Linked DNA regions of Homo sapiens: region 2 is linked to region 1. Evidence: chromatin contacts called from ENCODE Hi-C or POLR2A ChIA-PET data. All regions are on one chromosome and are shown on one strand. The core of a region is the stretch at or near the end of the contact, and the rest is flanking DNA. Distances in the headings are between cores, read along the strand shown.

Region 1 (2,862 bases), core at 363-2,862:
CCCCACCTCATACACATAGCCAAGCACACCCCCACCCCCAATAGCTGGCTCATTTCTCCTTCCTGTCCCCAAACGAAAGTTTGCAAAGAAGTAGTCATAAATGTCAATACTCACCATATTGACTTCAGAAACCATATCGATGCTGGCAATGTCAATGTTCATCCCCACAGCCACGGGGGGACCTGCAAAGCAAGACGGCCAGCCACGTGATTTCTTTGAACTTCATTCATTCTCAGCAAGAGTTATCCCTGAGCATAAGACACTCTGCCCAAAACCCTTCTGCACTACTCAATCTCAAATTTTTCAATTCTCTGCTTTTTTTGTTAAAAAAAAAAAAAAAAAAGGTAGCAGGCACACACTCCTCTAACAAATGCTGTATTGAATATGCACACACGTATGCTGTGAACAAGGGATTCCAGCTCTGTCTACATATGCATATGTCTCAGCATGTGAATGCACACAACTCACAGAAGCACAAGAATCCTTCTAGTCTAAGGGATTTTTATATTTTGCGCTGAAACCCCCTCCTCCTCAGTCTTTCCCACCCCCTTCTGTGCACAGGTTTTAACTCTTTGAGCTTCATAAGAGTCTGAAGCAATATTAAGTGAGTCTATCAGCATATCTAGGGCTGCAGCCAGAGAGAGATTCTTCTTTCCCCTACCTTCTCTAACCCTCCCATTTTCTCCCTACCCTCCCATCCCCCAGTCCTCCCCATTTCTGTGAGGCTGGGAGGAGTGGATTATATCCAGACATGAGCCACTGTAACCCTGGCCAGAAGAACTCTTCCAAAGTAGGCAGGCACAGGGGGTTAACGCCACCTCTCAACCAACTGCCTGCACGTCTTGTCCTAAAAAATGTTAACGGTGGCCTTCCGCAAGCCGGGTTCTCTCGGCACACCATTAACTAAACTTAAGAGGTTTGTGTCTCAACAAAGCAAAGGCAGGGAAGCAAAGGATTCATAACAGTGAAGCTGAAAGACAGCAGTCACCAAATTTGAGTACACACTAAGAGGGTCTCATTGAAAGACCACGGAAGTGGTGGGTAGCAATAATCCAGCTTAAGTTTTGATCAGTTTCTCAATATGGTAAAATAGAGACACATTCAGGACACCACATGCACCCACAACTAGGGAGAGGGAAGAGAGCGCGCACAAAGCTCAAAAGACAGCTTCGGCTGTGGCTGGACTTATTTGCAAGGCAACCCCATTACCTCCAAAATCTGGTCTCAGACGAATGTCATAGCCTTTCAGGAGTCTATCCACCGTCTCTTTAACCAGCGACATATTACTAGGGTCATTGACACTAAAGAAAGAAATGACAATAAGCAGGCATCAATAAGGAAGCAGGCATAGCGTTTTCAGCATCGGATCCCTACTACATTTCCCTGCTCACAGAGGTATGCAGACAGAACCCTTCAAAGTGAGAACGGAAAAGAGAAACGCTGGGCACACTTACCTCTGCGCACAGACAGCGGCGATTATTAAGGGGAAGGACCAAATCCCAAAGTAGCCCCTTTTCCGCACTCTCCACATCCCTTTAGTTTTTGATGGAATTGAGGGTTTCACTGAAGAGAGGAGATCCAACTTAGTCTGCCCAGTGCAGTAATTCTAATGTGAGGCGCATGCGCACGGCGTACCAAAACATCAAAGGGGAAGCGGCGGCTGCCGGGGACCGAGCAGATTTCCTTGTTTAAAAAAAAAAAAAAAAATTAAAAGGGAAAAAGGAAAAACATGTATATGTATAATACATACATATTTGAATAATATAGAAAAGTCACCCCACAGCAGCATCCAGAATAAAATTTTTGTTGTTATCCTTTCGTTAAGACAAAATAACTACAGCGTCTGGTAAGTTTCGGTAGTTGCAAGAGGCAGTTTTGCACCGAGCGGGTTGTGGGTTTTTGGTGTGTGTGTGTGTCCTTTTAAATATGCAAAACCAGATTAGAAAATTAGAGGAGAGCAGGTGTGGCGTGCCAGCGGAAGATAGGTGCCGGTAAGCCCACTTCTGGTCTCAGCCGGACACGGGGCAAGGAGTTTGAACTTTATTTCCTTGGCAAATAGCATGCCCTGCCTGGGGCGAGACTGGGATGGGGGGGGCGGGGGTTGTGCAGCGGGTGGGAGGAGGGGGGAGGGGGCGTTGGGAGTCGAAGCGGGAGGGAGGGAAAAAACCAATGGGAGGAATGCTGAGCAACCCGTTGGATTTGGGGCGGGGGGTTGGGGAGGCGGGTACAGAATAAGAAAGGCACGGAAAAATAAAAAAGGAAGAAAGAGAAAGAAAAGAATAAAATAATGGCTGGTCTCTTCTAGTAGTCAAAGAGCAAGCTTTTCTTCACTACTCACGAGCGATTTCTTTCTCCTCTCCTCACCCTTTGCCCCCTATTCCCAGAGAAGAAAACCTCGGGGTCCTGTTTTCTCGCCGTGTGACGTTCCTGACCCGCTAGTCCGGGTTATTTATAGCAGGAGGGGAGGGGGGCGAGGGGAGCAGAAAGGCAATGCTGTCTCTCCAGGTTTCGGTCTGATTCTGCAGTGGGAATTATTAGTGGGCAGGGTGGGGTTTGCATGAGGGGGAGATGGGACGTGGAGGCGTGAGGGATGCGGGTGACGGGCGCCCTAGCGCAGGTGCGGGGGACTGGAGGGCGTGGGCGACCGCACAGAGCAGGAAGGGCAGGTGGCCGGGTGGGACGCGCCCCGGCCGGTCCCCCAGCGCCCCCTCCGCTGCGCGCACCCGCGCGCACACACGTGCAGGCGCACTCCCCACCCGCCGCCATCCCTCCTTACCTCGCAGGCCCGCGCTCGCCGCCCACTCCCGCGGCGTGCGGAGCTGGCGCCCCCGGCCCCTCGTCCGGGACAGGGGACGGGGACTC
Region 2 (2,945 bases), core at 9-2,508, 1.1 Mb before region 1:
TGGTATTTAGGAATTACAATATCCTAAAAAACGTAAACATTAAAAAGCATCATGATAAGGAGATATTGTTAAACAGGCATGATAATGGTATTGTGGTTGTGTTTTTAAAAAGTCCTCATTTGTTAGATACAGACAATTATTTACAAGTGAAATAAGATGTCTGGGATTCCTTTGAAATACGTACTTCAGCACACTCACAAACATGCACAAAGCGGGGTGGAGATAAAAGAAATGACTGGCCTTAAGTTGGTAACTCTTGAAGCTGGATGATGGGTATACATCATTACACCGTTCTATTTTAATGTATTTTGGAAACTTTCCATAATAAAAAGATAAAAAGCATTATCTTAAGATAGATATCACTCATTTTAAGCATGATTCTTTTGAGAGATTATCTTCAGATGCTTAATGAAAGATCTGATATAACAAAGTAAAATGTTTTTGCAAGTTTATGAAGGGTAGATATGAAAAAGTATTACAAATGAGAAAAATCAGTTAAAAGTGAACACTCACAAAACAAATATTTAGGGAATGCTAATATATATATATTCCAGCAGTGAAAACACCAAAGTGCAGCTGTAAACCTAAAACTCCAAACCAAATACAATTCAACTTCTTTCTAGCCACTGCGTATGCAAGATCATGATAGGCGCAGGTGTCTGGGGAGGCAGAGCATTTAACCATTACATTTTACAGTTAAAATCAATAGCCAGGAGAATGGGGGCAGGAACTTGGTGGCTGGGCAGACGCTCCAGGGGCAAACGCCTGGGATCGTGGCTTTGTCACTTACAGGATGGGACCTTTCCAAGCCTCAGTTCCTCCAGAGGGGATAACAGTACCTACCTTACAGGGTTGTTAGGAGATTTAATTATAAGAATGCATGCAAATAACAAGCAGCTCTTAACTGATAGGACCTGATGGTGTTACTGTTAAGGACGGAGATTTTTACAGCCTCCCGGGTGAGATAAGAACGCCAGCTGCTAGGAAAAAAAAAAAAAAGACTCAGCGCGGTCTCCGCCCGCCCGTCTCCAAGCCTGAGGCGCAGGCCTATGGGATGCACGGGCTTCTTTTAGGCGCCCGTTTCAGGCTCCAGTCCCACTCTCCGCTCAGCCTAGGGCCCAGCCTCTGGCCGTCGGAACCAGTAGAGACGGCGGTTCCTCGGGTCCAACCCCCGGGCAGGAATCTGCGGTGCGCCTGGAGAGAGAAGCATCCGCAACAACCTCCGCCTCAGCCAGGCCCGGGTTCCATCCGGGTTCTCCAGGGTGCTTCCCGCCCGCAAACTGGGAGAGGCGTCTCCCACACGCAGGCGCAGTAGCAAAGGGCTGTGGGATGGGCTGGCTGGCTTGAGTATTGAGCATGCGCGCTAGCCCTTCCCAATTTTTTTTTTAAGATTGTGTACGTGGAACAAGAAATCGTTTGTTTATTGTGTCTGCCAGAGAGGATGAACTGTACAATTTCAGGAATGGAAGGGGCTGTAAACTCCACATAGTTCTTTTTAACATGCAGAGCACTTAAACTTTTATATTGTGTCGGGCTTTGAGCTTGGAGATAAAACGCCTGATAATTGCCATGTTCCATGTGGAATAAATGAGAGAAAAAGAGAAGGAAGCTCATTGTAATTTCAGATTAGACATTTCAGCAGTGGAGGATGAGCTTCCATAGCTTGTGTACTGTTGCCTATGCAAGCTGATCCCACTTTCCGTAAGTGGGAGCATAGGGATGAATTTCCATGTCATCATCATATATCTGAAATATTTTTATTTTAAATTCTTTCAACAACATGATTTCAAAGAAATAAACCCATATTAGAGAGGTTTTAGAGAAAAATCCCAAGTAGAAACTAGGAAACGTTGTTGAAAGAAACCGGAATATAGCCCTTTCCTGTTTGGGGGTCTTTCCAGAATTCTTATAAACTTAATGAGTTTACTCATTTTTGTACAATCTTGTTAGAAGCATTCCATAAGACTAGTGTGTGTGAGGAGTGGTGGGGCGTCAACGAATGTGGGCCAGATACATCATTTTCAGGTGTTAAGGGTGAGCCTGGTAAATATTGACGGGCTGCTGAAGTTTTTTGTGGATGGAAGAAACTGCTAAAGACCAGCCTTGTTGGTCAAGAAATTAGGGCCTTCAATACTAGAGAAAGGGGTAGGCTTCAGAATCCCACAGCTAGCTTCATGTCCTGACTCCAACGGTTAGGATTTGTGCAGGTTACTTGGAGTTAATTCCATGTGCTTTTTGTAAAACTTACATATCATCCATTACCCCATGAAATTCTTTTGAGGAAGGAGATAACATTATGACAATTACAGTACATAATTCTCGCACTCAAAAGGCAGCTATTATTGAGATAATAAAATCAAAGCTCAATCTGAGTAATGTCCTAGGCATTATGTTTTTTTCTTTTTTTTTTTTTTTTTTTTTTGAGACAGGGTCTCATTCTGTTGCCCAGGCTGGAGAGCAGTGGCGCAATCTCAGCTCACTGTAACTTCTTGAACCGGGTTCAAGCAATTCTCATGCCTCAGCCTCCTGAGTAGCTGGGATTATAGGCGTGTGCCACCATGCCCAGCTAATTTTCGTATTTTTCATAGAGACAGGGCTCTGCTATGTTGGCCAGGCTGGCTAGGCATTACTTTTCCAAAATAAAACAGAAGACATGATTCTGGATATTACAGAATTCTTCCTAAATCTAAGTAAACCAGGCCTCATAGAAGAGGGAAAGAGGTCCAGAAAGGTTAGGTGACAAGATGCTGAAATTTTCTTAAACTCACAGAAGCTAATCCAGGTTCCCCTCCCTGTCCCATAAACAACTTTTCTGCCAAATATTAGAAATAATGCTACAAACCACTCACAGTTAAGTATTGTCATTTATGTATCTTTAACAAAAGATAAAATACAAAACGGACACAACATCAGCCTTTATGTTGAACCACCCTGTTTAGGTAGGA

The links. A loop is a pair of places that touch in the nucleus more often than their neighbours do. ChIA-PET counts read pairs that join two places held with the same protein, here RNA polymerase II (POLR2A). Pooled maps may share reads with other maps.
Region 2: a loop to region 1 is called in a pooled map, with 4 times the contacts of the local background. The contact joins the promoter of FAM200C here to the promoter of GABRB2 in region 1. A Hi-C loop is called at or near these places in 1 of 50 pooled maps. POLR2A ChIA-PET finds 5 or more read pairs at or near these places in 2 of 52 experiments (A549 and Panc1).

The regions. Positions count from the first base shown.
Region 1 is chr5:161,545,113-161,547,974 of GRCh38, forward strand. GABRB2 (gamma-aminobutyric acid type A receptor subunit beta2) reads right to left here and starts at 1,613. Exons shown (of 10, transcript NM_001371727.1): 1 at 1,455-1,613; 2 at 1,210-1,301; 3 at 115-182. The coding sequence starts at 1,531.
Region 2 is chr5:160,398,796-160,401,740 of GRCh38, forward strand. It overlaps FAM200C (family with sequence similarity 200 member C), which reads right to left and starts at 1,259. Exons shown (of 2, transcript NM_022090.5): 1 at 844-1,259. SLU7 (spliceosome associated SLU7) reads right to left here. Exons shown (of 16, transcript NM_006425.5): 16 at 2,846-2,945. RefSeq lists enhancers at 220-905, 799-948.